Linked DNA regions of Homo sapiens: all the other regions are linked to region 1. The links are chromatin contacts, found by Hi-C or POLR2A ChIA-PET in ENCODE. All regions are on one chromosome and are shown on one strand. Each heading gives the region's core, a stretch centred on a gene start or an enhancer-like site at or near the end of the contact. The rest is flanking DNA. Distances are from core to core; before and after follow the strand shown. Region 1 holds the start of FLVCR2 (FLVCR choline and putative heme transporter 2). Region 2 has its middle 48 kb from the start of FOS. Region 3 has its middle 20 kb from the start of FOS. Region 4 overlaps TTLL5 (tubulin tyrosine ligase like 5).

The links. A loop is a pair of places that touch in the nucleus more often than their neighbours do. ChIA-PET counts read pairs that join two places held with the same protein, here RNA polymerase II (POLR2A). Pooled maps may share reads with other maps.
Region 2: a pooled map shows a loop between it and region 1 (2.2-fold over the local background). The contact joins the enhancer-like site here to the promoter of FLVCR2 in region 1. A Hi-C loop is called at or near these places in 1 of 168 maps with a recorded cell type or tissue (CD4-positive, alpha-beta memory T cell) and 8 of 50 pooled maps. POLR2A ChIA-PET finds 5 or more read pairs at or near these places in 1 of 52 experiments (activated CD4-positive, alpha-beta T cell).
Region 3: a loop to region 1 is called in a pooled map, with 5 times the contacts of the local background. The contact joins the enhancer-like site here to the promoter of FLVCR2 in region 1. A Hi-C loop is called at or near these places in 1 of 168 maps with a recorded cell type or tissue (CD4-positive, alpha-beta memory T cell) and 9 of 50 pooled maps. POLR2A ChIA-PET finds 5 or more read pairs at or near these places in 3 of 52 experiments (GM10248, OCI-LY7 and activated CD4-positive, alpha-beta memory T cell).
Region 4: a loop to region 1 is called in a pooled map, with 2.4 times the contacts of the local background. The contact joins the enhancer-like site here to the promoter of FLVCR2 in region 1. A Hi-C loop is called at or near these places in 4 of 50 pooled maps.

Annotation. Positions count from the first base shown.
Region 1 is chr14:75,576,975-75,580,098 of GRCh38, forward strand. FLVCR2 (FLVCR choline and putative heme transporter 2) reads left to right here and starts at 1,646. Exons shown (of 10, transcript NM_017791.3): 1 at 1,646-2,667. The coding sequence starts at 1,999. FLVCR2-AS1 (FLVCR2 antisense RNA 1) reads right to left here and starts at 2,614. Exons shown (of 3, transcript NR_110552.1): 1 at 803-2,614. RefSeq lists an enhancer at 752-811 and a silencer at 1,522-1,591.
Region 2 is chr14:75,228,975-75,232,098 of GRCh38, forward strand. No RefSeq gene overlaps it. Among named protein-coding and RNA genes, the nearest start is that of FOS, 48 kb to the right of the region's middle. RefSeq lists a cis regulatory region at 769-1,324. Within about 2 kb of position 1,622, at least 20 of the 41 ENCODE cell types and tissues checked have a DNase peak (open chromatin) inside an H3K27ac peak, as active enhancers do.
Region 3 is chr14:75,257,447-75,260,570 of GRCh38, forward strand. No RefSeq gene overlaps it. Among named protein-coding and RNA genes, the nearest start is that of FOS, 20 kb to the right of the region's middle. RefSeq lists enhancers at 275-2,849, 697-1,675, 1,856-2,115. Within about 2 kb of position 1,630, at least 37 of the 41 ENCODE cell types and tissues checked have a DNase peak (open chromatin) inside an H3K27ac peak, as active enhancers do.
Region 4 is chr14:75,867,209-75,870,332 of GRCh38, forward strand. All of the region lies in intron 29 of TTLL5 (tubulin tyrosine ligase like 5), which reads left to right. Among named protein-coding and RNA genes, the nearest start is that of TGFB3, 110 kb to the right of the region's middle. Within about 2 kb of position 1,588, at least 20 of the 41 ENCODE cell types and tissues checked have a DNase peak (open chromatin) inside an H3K27ac peak, as active enhancers do.

The sequences.
Region 1 (3,124 bases), core at 396-2,895:
AGAGTTTCTTCATATGATTCTAATGTGCAGACAAAATGGAGAGCCACTTCCCAGAGCTTCAAGTTATTCATTTTCTGGTCTGAAGTTTAACAAAGAAAAAAAAAATAAAGAAGCAGTGATGCCCAGTAGCTCTCAAAATTTAATGTGTAAACAAATGAATCTCCTGGGCATCTTGTTAAAATGCAGCTTTCAATTCAGTGGGTCTAGGTTGGGCCTGACAACCTTCTTGGTTGTTTTGTGGTTGCCGTTTTGTTTTTTAAGGCCTTAACACTGGAGGGGATTCTGGCCTTCTAAAAAGCTCCCACAGGTGCCCACGCTGCTAACCACAGACTGTGCTTGAATAGCTAGGCTACAGCTTGAATGATTACAGACTTGAACGAGAATTATGGCTCTTCTTGCCAGCTGGGACCTTCAGAAAGAAGTTACTTCACTTCTCTGAGTCTGGGTTTTCTTGTCTATAAAATTTAGGCCAGCAATAGTAACTTTATCACAGAATTCTTGTGATGCATAAATGAGCTAATGCATTCAATTTGTTTAGCACTGTACAACAAATGTTAGCTTTTTGCTAGGATAGCCAGCATTCGCGGAATGCTTACTATGTGGCAGGAATTTTCTAAGTGCATTCGTGTATTAATTCATTCAAGTCTCAGAACAACACGGTGAGGTAGGTACTATTATTTCATCATTTCCATTTTACAGATGAAGAAACTGAAGCGCAGAGAGGTGGAGTTCCTTGGTCTACAGTGGCACCTCATTGTAGCTAAGCTGGTGTTTGAACTCAGGGAGAATTTGGGCTCCTTACCAGGATCCCTCGCCAAGGACAGAGGTCAGTGCAACGAGTCGAGGGTTTGCCCTTTGAAATGGGCTAGGACCGGCAGGTGGCAGACTAGGGCTGCTTGAGTTCAAAGACCGCTTCCAAGACCAAGCCCGGAGCCAGCTCTGTGCTAAGCGTTCCATCACACAACCGCGGACAGCTTCTTCGGCTTCTTCAAACTCTCCTTTCCCTCCCCCGCACCCTAGGGTCTTCGCCCAGAATCCATCAGGAAAAATAGCCCCACATAACAGGTTCAAATCTAACCTCCCCAAGACAAAACCACGTCCGCAGGGAAAGAAGCGAGTAAAGCGAGTTTTCTGTAACTCCCCTTTAACCCAGGAGCGCAACCAGCCCGGGAAATCTACAAATCTCTCTTTAGTTCAGCAAAGGGCTGGGAGCCTAAGCCAAGGGGGAGAAAGTTGGGGAATCCCTCTTGAATTCCCCAGAACACTTAGGTGGCGCCGGGCTTTGGTGCACGCGCGCAGGGCATGCGGACAGGCACCGGAGAGGCTCTATTTTGGGCATTACTTCGGGAAGGCGGATCTTCTTGCAGGGTCCGCTGATAGCGGGTGGCAAATGAATATGAGGGGCAGTGCAAAGGGTGGGGGTTAACCGGGCGGTTTCCATGGCGCCCGGGGCGTGGGGGAGGAATGCATCCCGCAAGCTGTGGCGAAACAACTGCTCTGCCCGGAGGACCGGGCTCGAGAAGGCAAGAGACACTGGGTCGGGGGTGGAGTGGTGGCGGGGGGGTTGGGGGCGGAAGAAGCCAGGCAGGACGGGGGCGGGGCGGTCACGTGTGCCCGACTGGGCGAGGCCCCAAGCTGGCCCGGGAGAGGACTCTGCGGGCGAAGTGGCTGCGCAAGGAGAGAACTTTTCCTGCACAAGGAACGCCTCGTGGGGAGACCCAAGGCAGGAGCGGTCCGGAGCCGGCTGCGGCGTGTGCGGCCGGCCTTGGGACAGCGATCGCCGCGGGTGGCAACAGAGAGCCCCAAGCAAAAGTGGGAGCAGGAGCTTGGAGGTGAGCACAGGAAGCCCCACTTGAGGCTTTTACGCAGCCTCTAGTCTCTGTTTCTTCTGGAATAGGCAAGTGTCCTTTCAACTCTAAGAGACCAGCAGAGGCCACTGTCCCTTAAGACTGCCGGAGTCCTCACCACTTCTCCAGGATTCCAGAGGAGACTGTGGCGATGGTGAATGAAGGTCCCAACCAGGAAGAGAGCGATGACACCCCTGTGCCGGAGTCCGCACTCCAAGCGGACCCCAGCGTCTCGGTCCATCCCAGCGTCTCGGTCCATCCCAGCGTCTCCATCAACCCCAGCGTCTCTGTCCACCCCAGCAGTTCGGCCCACCCCAGTGCCTTAGCCCAACCCAGTGGCTTGGCTCACCCCAGTAGCTCGGGCCCTGAGGACCTCAGCGTGATCAAGGTGAGCAGGCGCCGTTGGGCCGTGGTCCTGGTGTTTAGCTGCTACTCCATGTGCAACTCCTTTCAGTGGATCCAGTACGGCTCCATCAATAACATCTTCATGCACTTCTACGGTGTCAGTGCCTTTGCCATTGACTGGCTGTCCATGTGCTACATGCTGACTTACATCCCTCTGCTCCTGCCAGTGGCTTGGCTGCTGGAGAAGTTCGGCCTGCGCACCATTGCTCTCACTGGCTCGGCTCTCAACTGCCTGGGGGCCTGGGTGAAGCTGGGCAGCCTGAAGCCGCATCTCTTTCCGGTCACCGTGGTGGGCCAGCTCATCTGCTCTGTGGCCCAGGTTTTCATCCTGGGCATGCCCTCCCGCATCGCTTCCGTCTGGTTCGGGGCTAATGAGGTTTCAACAGCCTGCTCCGTGGCTGTCTTTGGCAATCAGGTAGGTAGAACAGTTTGTGAATGTTCCCAGGGGCGTGTGTTAGATTGCACCTAACTATTGGGTGTGGTAGGCTATAATTTGCTGATTGTCCAACAGTGTTTGTGACTCTGGGTGACAGTAACTGGGTGTGACAGGCAGTGATTGTGATGCTGTAAGAGAGGCGGGAAACAAAAGCAGGGGGACCTGCTCTTTCATCCACAGTTGCTCTTGCCCCAGCCAAAAGCATGCTTCTAGAACATACTATACCTTCGCTGTGTCGTTCTCGAACCTGTGTCAGTCCACCAACTTAGACCTGTAATTTCAGGAATGCTCTTCTGTCTGGCAGCAGCCCCTGGGCATCAGACTATTCTGGTGTCATCAGAACTTGGCAGTGCTTTCAGTTGGACCAACCAGCTTTCCTAGAGTGCAGTATCTCCTCTACTGCATAGAATTGCAAAGCCATGCCTGGTGGTGTTTG
Region 2 (3,124 bases), core at 372-2,871, 350 kb before region 1:
TAGAAGCAAGGAGCCCACTGAGGCCGTGGTTCCCGTGTTACAGGGGAGATACAGCGGCAGCCAGAATGCAGAGGTGGAAGGTAGATGGGAAGGAGGGGATACAGTCAAGAGATACTAAGGAAATAGAATTAACAGAAGAGGGAGATCAAGAGATTTGCTTATGCTTCTGGGTTTGCAGGACATGCCATTTACTGGGGCACAGAATATAGAAGAATTAGGTGTGTGTCAAGAAGATCCATCATTCTGTTTTGTACACGTTAAGTCTAAGAACCACCAGGTGGAAATGGAGGCAGCTGTGTATGCAGATGTGTGGGCAGAAGAGCCAGGCAGATGGATTCGGAACTCAGCAGGGTATGGCTGTGGTTGAGGTCATGCAGAGAGCATGGTGGGTGGGGGCACTGACGGCAGAATCTCCTAGAACCCCAACATTTAGGAGATGAGCTGAGAAACAGGAACCCTAGATTATCTGGAAGAGAAGCTTGGGAACTACGAAAGTGTTCAGAGGGAGGATCAGGCAGGGCACTTGTCAGAACAACTGCAGTCTGGGTACTCAAAGGAAGGAAACTTCTCAAAGGTGTGTGTTTCAGGCATGCAGATACATATGCATTTTTAAAGTCATTCCTTCTCTTAAGTTTGGAATATTGAGGAAAAACTCTTTCACATCAACCCTGGTGCCACCAGGCGACCTGGCCCAACCCTTCACTGTTGTCCAAGTGCGTCAGGAGAAGCCACCTGGCCGGAAGGAGCCAGGTGGAGCAGAGGGCAGCCAGTCTTATAGTCAATAGTCAGTGATAAGGCCAGATGTGTGGCAATATCAAATAATCAAGAACTGGCGTCATCCCCAGACAGCATGCTTAACTGTCTTCAGTGAGGAGACAAGGAAGGGGTGGAGGGGTGTCTCAGATGCCTGGGAGGGGAAATGGGAGGGAGCTCGCATTTGTGGAGTGGGCCAGGCCCTGTGCTAGGCTCTTTCCATGTTATCTCCACTAACCCTCCCAACAGCCATGCCTGTTTCAAAGATAAGACAGATGGGGCTCCAAGAGGTTAAATAATGTGCCTCAGGTAGTAACTGAGTGACCTAGGATTTGAACCTGGAAGGCCAAAGGCCATGCTGTCTCAAGGGAGCCCTTGGTCACCAGTTCAGTCAATCTCCCTGGTGAAGGTCCGTGTGCTGTAAGTTTGGGCATGGATACAAACCTTCCCATTGAAGCTTGATATGAGTGATGGCTCAGCGCCCAATCAGCAGCCAGATTAGGTGTTCTCCATGAGTGGTTTGGTGCTAGCACTTGCTTCCAAACCACACTTCCTGTTCATCTTTCACACCTATTGTCTCACTGCTGGGTTTCTTGCCAAATGCCTCCCTTGCCACTCCCAGTATGGGGGCAGAGTGACTAGGGAACAGCTTACAATGAGGAGTCTGTCAGACCTCCTTACTTTGCAGACGTCCTAAACACCTGATGAGCAACCACCAACTACTGAGGAGAGCCAATTTGCACCCAATTTTTGAGACCCTAAAAGACACTCTTTGAGCCTGATTACAGGTCAAATACTGGTAATAGCTAAAGGGTGGCTTTCTGTGTGCTGAGCCTTGAATTGTCTGCCTAACATGCATTGTTTCATATAATTCTTAAAATAACCCCATGAGGTGAGTGCGATTATTACACCCATTTTGCCTACAAGGAAGCAGGCTGAGAGAAAAGTGTCTACACCCAGTAAGCACCAGGAATGTCTGAATCAAAGGCAGGGAGAGGTGCCTGCCAAGCCCCGCACTTCCTTTCTCTCCCTTCCCCTAAGGCCTTTGGCTTAGATACGCTGATCCTTGAGAAATCCCTCCTCTCTCTTCCTTCCTTCCTTCCTTCCTTCCTTCCTTCCTTCCTTCCTTTCTTTTTTCTTCCTTTCTCTCGCTCTCTCTCTTCTTCTTTCTTTTTTTTTCTGGAGTCTCGCTCTGTTTCCCAGGCGTGATCTTGGCTCACTGCAACCTCCACCTCCAGGGTTCCAGCAATTCTCTTGCCTCAGCCTCCTTAGTGGCTGAGACTATAGGAGTGCGCCACCACGCCCAGCGAAGTTTTGTATTTTTAGTAGACATGGGGTTTCACCATGTTGGCTAGTATGGTCTTGATCTCTTGAGCTTGTGATCCACCTGCCTCAGACTCCCAAAGTGCTGGAATTACAGACACGAGCCACCGCGCCCGGCCTATTCAGGAGCTTTTACCCCATAAATCTTCTTACACATAGAAAAATAAAAAGTTCTGTCCCTTGTTACAGGTATTTTATATTATCAGTGGCGCCAATAAGGTGGGTGCATGTGTGTGCACACATGCGTGTATATGGGTGTGTGTGCACACCTGCATGTATATGGGTGTGTGTGCACACATGCATGTATGTGTCTGTGTGTGTGCATACACATATGTGGGGGTGGAGTAGGAATCAGGCAAATCAACCTCATAGACCTGTTCCCTGTTTCTGGGGTCATATATGGCTACAGTGACTATGTTTCTGAACCACAGGCCAGGCCACATGTCCTGGCCATTGCAATGGTTGTTGAGGGGATATTACAACAGTGAAACTGATACCTGCCCATGAGATACAGAGGCTGTTGGCTAACAGTTCAGCAGATACACTGTAGCGTGCTTTGGAGACATTCTAAAGGCCTCTGAGAGAGACAATGTCTTGCCAAGAGTTGAGGCCTGAAACTTGACAGCTGCCCACAGCCCATTTAAGGGTTAGTGTTACTCGACACAATTTTAAAGACATTGTCATGGAGGATCTGATATTCTCAGAACATTCAAGAGAAATGTTATAGCCTAAAACCAGAGGGGAAATCTGAAACCATATCTTCTTTTAGGGGCTACTATAGAATTCATTAAATTAATAATTAAATCTATGTATGTACATACAAAATGTTATGGACAACTGAGCCAGCCCTACACACACACAAGATGTCAGAAAGATTACCTCTGGCCGGGCACGGTGGCTCACACCTGTAATCCCAGCACTTTGGGAGGCCAAGCTGGGTGGAACATCTGAGGTCAGGAGTTCGAGACCAGCCTGGTAAACATGGTAAAACCCTGTCTCTACTAAAAATACAAAAATTAGCTGGGCGTGGTGACTCCCGCCTGTAGTC
Region 3 (3,124 bases), core at 380-2,879, 320 kb before region 1:
AAAGGCAACGGATATGCTCTGTGGACAGGTGGCAAAATATCTGAATGGGGGCCCAGGGAGGGCTACTATGGAGTAACAGGGAAGGGACCCTGAGGTGCTGATTTCTCAGAGATAGACAATGGGATTGGATATGTGTTGGTGGAGGAATGCAGAAAGCCCAGGCCAACTCCGAATGCCATTCATTTACATGAAATCCCTCTTTATGCCTCCACCATCTGCAACAGACTATGTGCTCACCCAAATGGCTTGCTTTTAATTCCAGCAAATAATATCCCCTCTGCTTTCCCCCAAATACAAAAGACACCATTTAAATTCAGCCAGGATGGAAGATCATGATATTTGGAGAAAATTCAAAGTCTGGGCCGCTCAGCTGTGCCTTATCATTCAAAAGTTACATTTTGTTCAGGTTGGCTGGCTTCACATGGTCATCTCAACTTTTCACTCCTGTTTCTTTCTTCTTTTTTTTTGAGACAGAGTCTCGCTCTGTCGCCCAGGCTGGAGTGTGCAGTGGCGCGATCTTGACTCACTGCAACCTCCGCCTCCTGGTTTCAAGCGATCCTCCTGCCTCACCCTCCCGAGTAGCTGGGATTACAGGCGCCCGCCACCAAGCCTGGCTAATTTTTATTTTTATTTTTTATTTTTTAATTAGAGAGGAGGTTTCGCCATGTTGCCCAGGCTGGTCTTGAACTCCTGACTTCAGGTGATCCACCTGCCTCAGCTGCCCAAAGTGCTGGGATTATAGGCCTGAGCCACCCTGCCTGGCCCTCTCCTCTGTTTCTTGACCTGGTTTTGTTTACAATTTGTTGCTGCAATCTTCCTATAACTGTTTCCAGAGTTGTGTGACGAAAAGGGAGGCTGGCACGCAGAGAGATTTCTCACACTCTGTTGGCTTGTGCAGTTGAGACAAAATTAAGCAATGTAGAAATTTAAGCTTCAGTTTTTAATGACCTAGGTTTTTCCAGGCCTTCCCATTTTGGAGTATCACAGTACTCAGGGATTTCTGAGTTTTCTCTCCCTTCCAGAGGAACTATTCTTGAATGGGATTATTAAGCACCCCTTCCTCAATTCTTCAACAAAGCTCCGAGGAATGAATGTCTCAAGTTCTGCTGCTTTTAAAGTATAAAAGATAAATTCAAAGTTCCTTATGCTTCTCCTTTCTGGGAGAATTCTGGGTTTTACTCCAACAGTGGGAAAGTTTTCTAAGCTGGTTTTGCTCCTGTCTCATGGGCAAGGCAGTTTGGTCGGTGGCTGTTCTGTGGGCTGCTGTCTGGAGGAGACGGTCGGTGGAGACGGTCGGTCGGGGAGGTCACCCTGACAATTATGGCCAACTGACGGTGGAGGGAGTGGTCTCGGTTTGGCCCTCAGTCTGGAGTCACAGTCTGGATTCACAGGCAGCGCAGAGAGATGTTGGCTCAGGACCTGAGGCTGAGGCGTGCTGGGACAGCCTAGGGGGTGTCCTGGCTTTCCAGGGGCTGGGGAACCCTCTCTGGCCCGGGGGCGGGAGAAGCTGTTCCAGAATCGGTTCTGGCTCCACTGCCACCTCAGCACTTTCTAATTGCAGCTCCAAACAGCCGCAGCTGCAGTCATAGCAACAGGCCCCGCCCACCGGGCTTCGCTCCTGGCGTCCAGCACGTGACGGCGACGCCTGCGTCGCTCCCTCAGCCCCTGGCGCTAAGGGAGGCGGGGAAGTGTGGGGGGATGACGTTTACTCTGTCGTCTCCATGGATATAATGCATAGACGTCAACGTCGCCAGTGTTTGGTGTGTAACGTTCTTCCGTCTCCATGGGAACGTCAGGCGGCCAAACACCGGGCCCCAGCAACAGGCTTCTGATTGGCCCGAGGCTTCCAAAGGCGGAGCTTCGTCTCCCGCGCCCGCTCGACTGTGTTGCTGTTTTGGTTGTTGTCTCCCACTTGTTTATTTCTCTAACAGATCCTGGAGGCTGAGGTCTAGATCGGTCGCCAAGGATGGGATCCAGGAGAAAACGTGCTGAACGTGCAGCTTGCTCCTACCGATTACAGCCCAGCAGATGACATAGTTCCACTGTGCTCTAGTCCATTGTGGGAATTATGGCCCTCATGCCCGGCGTCTGTCACAACCCAATATTTGGTGTTATAACCCCTGCTCCCACCCCCCAGCACATCTCAGAAGTGCCGTTACCCTCTCAGTCACATCCCAGAAACTGTGTTGCCTTCACGGTTACTCTTGTTTATGCTTGAGAGCACTCGGAGGCCTTTCCATATCTAAAGCCTGCATTCAGTGCTACCCCCTGCAGGATTTGGATACATTTCCCCGTCTGGTCCTAATTCTGTTGAATGACATCATTTATCCGTATTCCCACCCAGAGATGGGCAGATTTCTTGTAACCTGAATAGATACCAAAGAATCCCAAAGGACCTGGGTGGGTACTTCTATTTATGGGCTCATTGGATCTTATTCTTTCCTCTCCGCCTGTTTTAATTCAAATCGGGGGGACCATTTGATTTCTCCAATAGAAACAGAAAGAAATTGAAGACAGAGATGAACACAGATCAAGAGCCCAGGTTTCTTGATATCTAATACTAATATACTGATGGAGTTAAACATTCCAAGGTACGAATGTGTCCAGAAACAGTTTTAACCTTACCCTGGGTTTCCATCAGTGAAACCAAGTTAACATCTGGCAAAAGATAGCGATCTAGCCTCAGGGGTTTCAGTCAAGTTGCGCTTAAAAGAATGCCTTAAAATCTGTAGTTATGGTGTCAAATATAATAAATCTTCACCAGCTCATGCACGTACAAGTCTGAAATGTTTCATAAAAGGTTTAGATGACCTGATAACATGTTTCTAAAACCCAGAGAGAAAGAGAGAGACTGATACAAACGTCAAGTTAAAAACAAGAAAGTAAAATTAGTTTCATAGATTGGGGTTGATAAGGGGAATCTCTGTCCTCTATGCTCTAATCTTAGCCCACTACCTCCTTTCCTCTATCTCCTCTGGTGGATATGCTTGCTATCTGTCCTCCCCTCCGACTCTTTGGCTAGCCTTATAGCCTATAATTTCCTTCAGAGATGTAGTGAAATTAAATGAAATTAAGAGCCTGCTTAATGCAAACAGGACCAAAGGGCACAGCTCTTTATCGTAAT
Region 4 (3,124 bases), core at 338-2,837, 290 kb after region 1:
TATGTACAAAAACAGGCAATGGGCTGGATTTGGCCTATAGGTCCTAGTGTGCAGACCCATAGACTAGAGTAACAGAACCATTTGAAGGGCTTGTTAAAACAATTGTTCCTCCATCCCATTTCTGATTCATTAGGTTTGGAATAACCTAATGAATAGGCAGAATCCTCCCTTTTTGTTTTAATAATAATAGCCACCACTTAAGCACTTGCTGTGTTCCAAGCACTATTCAGGGTTCTCTATACACATTAACTCATTTAAAAATGAATTTCAGGGCCGGGCGTGGTGGCTTATGCCTGTAATCCCAGCACTTTGGGAGGCCAAGGCAGGTGGATCACAAGGTCAGGAGTTCGAGACCAGCCTGACCAATATGGTGAAACCCCGTCTCTACTAAAAATACAAAAATTAGCCGGGCGTGGTGGCGCATGCCTATAATCCCAGCTACTCAGGAGGCTGAGGTAGGAGAATCACTTGAACCCGGGAGGCGGAGGTTGCAGTGAGCCAAGATCATGCCCCTCCACTGCAGCCTGAGTGACAGATTGAGACTGTCTCCAAAAAAAAAAAAAAAGCAAAAAAAAAATTTCAGGATGGTTGTGGGAAGTACTGAATCTCAAGAGTTAGGAATGATCAAACAAATCTGTTATATATTGATACAGCCCAATGCATGTCTTCTAATTCTGTCTTTCTTCTCCTGCTGTCTTCCTGCCCCTGAAGGAGAAGGCAAAAGAAAACTTTTCTTTCAGCTGAGTCGGGGACTTTCTTGGGTAACAGTGACTACTGGTGACATCAGCATGAGTAGCTCTCCATGCTGGGGTCTGTGAGGAGGGCTGCACCGGCTGTGAGGCCTGACTGACCTGATTCTAATTGCAGACATTGAGCTGATGTTATTCTTGGCGCAGGACAGAGCGATTACTCAGTAGTTTCTGTTAAAGTGATCCTTTGTTAAACTTCTGCTCCCAACCCACTCCCTGCTTCCTTCCCTCCCACTCTCTTCTCTGCCTCATCCACAGTGAAAAAGAGCCCCAAAAGCAGAAAAATTAAGGACATATTGATGGCCAACACAGAATTGCCGAAGTTTCCTTTAACAATCATGGGAGAAAGGAGAGATTTTAAATACATCTTAATTCTTCACTGGTTCCGGTCTCTTTCGAAACCCCTTCAATTTTTAGTAGACTTAATTTTCAACATTAGTAAATAACTCAAGGTAGGAGAAAACTGTGCGTCCTAAATTTCTCTCATCCTTCTGCCCCATCTGTTCTTTACTTTTCCCTTCCCACCATGTCCAAGTTTACCAAACTAATCTGGATTCAATAATCCTAGCAGAAACTAATGTTCCTATAACAGGCAGGACTGGCAGCAGCTCATTGTTCACATCAAGAGGTCTTTCAGTTTGCTGGTAACATCTTGAGTGCAGTGTGTAACAAGCTTTTTGCTAATGCTGTGTGTGTATATACACAATCCCACAGGTGTGGAAAGGATTCCCATATAAACCGAACCATGTCTTGTTATTTTGCTCCTAAAAGTTCATTGCACGTGTCTAAAAAAATTCTGCCTCCTCCTGCAGGAATGAATTCTGTTTCGCCAAGCCTTCAGCTGCTGTGTGTTTGTGTTGTGGAGGAGGGGAGGGGAAAGAAAGAGAAATTCAGCAGGCACCCTGTCTTTTTCCAAGCAGCTGGCAATAACATGCTAGCTCCTCAGCGTGGCACAAAGAGCAGGCAAACAGTCTAGCCATGCAGGAGGTGTCTTGATACATCTTTATAATGGCGTATCAGAGAGGAAGGTTGGACTGGGGACATGAGAGGGGAGGAGTGTGTGTGTGTGTGTGTGTGTGTGTGTGTGTGTGTGTGTGTGTGTGTGTTTAAGTTCCAGAGCATATTGACTCCGGAACTTAATGTCATAACCTATTGCTTCGTTGTTTTTTTGTTTGGTTGGTTCTTTTGTTCTATTTTATTTTCCCACTTGACTTTTAGCAGGAACTCATACTTAGTGTCTAGCTTTTAGTTATTATTGATTTTCCTAGGACCACTTGATTTAGTAGATTTTGCCAAGCCAAACTTTTATTCTTATTTAATGAAAATACATAGAAAATACATGAAATAATACTGCATTCGGTTGTTTTGGAAATAGGCCACTCTAGACAGGCTTTGGAGTCAGATAACCCACAGCTTAAGTCTTGGCCCTGTCTAGTCCGTGACTTAAGACAGGTTATTCAAACTTTTAAAACCTCATTTTCCTTATCTCTAATTTGAAGATGATGATATATACCTGTGTATTATCATGATTGTAGTTCTCAGGATGTGATATTGATATTACCATATGTCAAGCACCAAAGTGGCCATTTTTTTGTATTATCTCAGTGGATCTTTACAGCTGCCCTCTTATTAGCCTCATTTCACAGATGAAAAAGCATAGTATCAGTTAGATAACTTTCTCTGTGTCACATAAGTAATAAATGGTAGAACTGGGATTTGAACCCAGGTCTGTCAGCCTGCAGCATCCAAGCTCATGGCTATTATGCTATATGCTGCCTCCTGCTGCTAATAAGGCATTCAATAAACAGCAACTGTAAGTACTATTACATAAATTCTAACTTGCAATGTATACATTCAACAAGTATTTTTTTTTTTTTTTTGCGATGGAGTCTCACTCTGTTGACCAGTCTGGAGTACAGTGGCGCAATCTCAGCTCACTGCAACGTCTGCCTCCCGGGTTCAAGCGATTCCCCTGCCTCAGCCTCCTGAGTAGCTGGGACTACAGGCGCACACCACCACGCCAGGCTAATTTTTGTATTTTTAGTAGAGATGGGGTTTTCACCATAGTGGTGAGGACGGTCTTGAACTCCTGACCTTGTGATCCACCCACCTTCGCCTCCAAAAGTGCTGGGATTACAGGCGTGAGCCACCATACCCAGCCAACAAGTACTTACTGACTCCGATGAAACTATGTTTGAAAAGTTATTATCAGGTCTCTTCACCAGTCTCCTACTATTCATAAGCACCATCTCAAAAGAAAAGTTTTCCTGCACTTAGGCCTAGACGTCATCCCAATTACCTCAATCTTTTTTTTTTTTTTTTCCTTTTTCTGGAGAACGGGGTCTCGCTATATTGCCCAGGCAGGTCTTGAACTC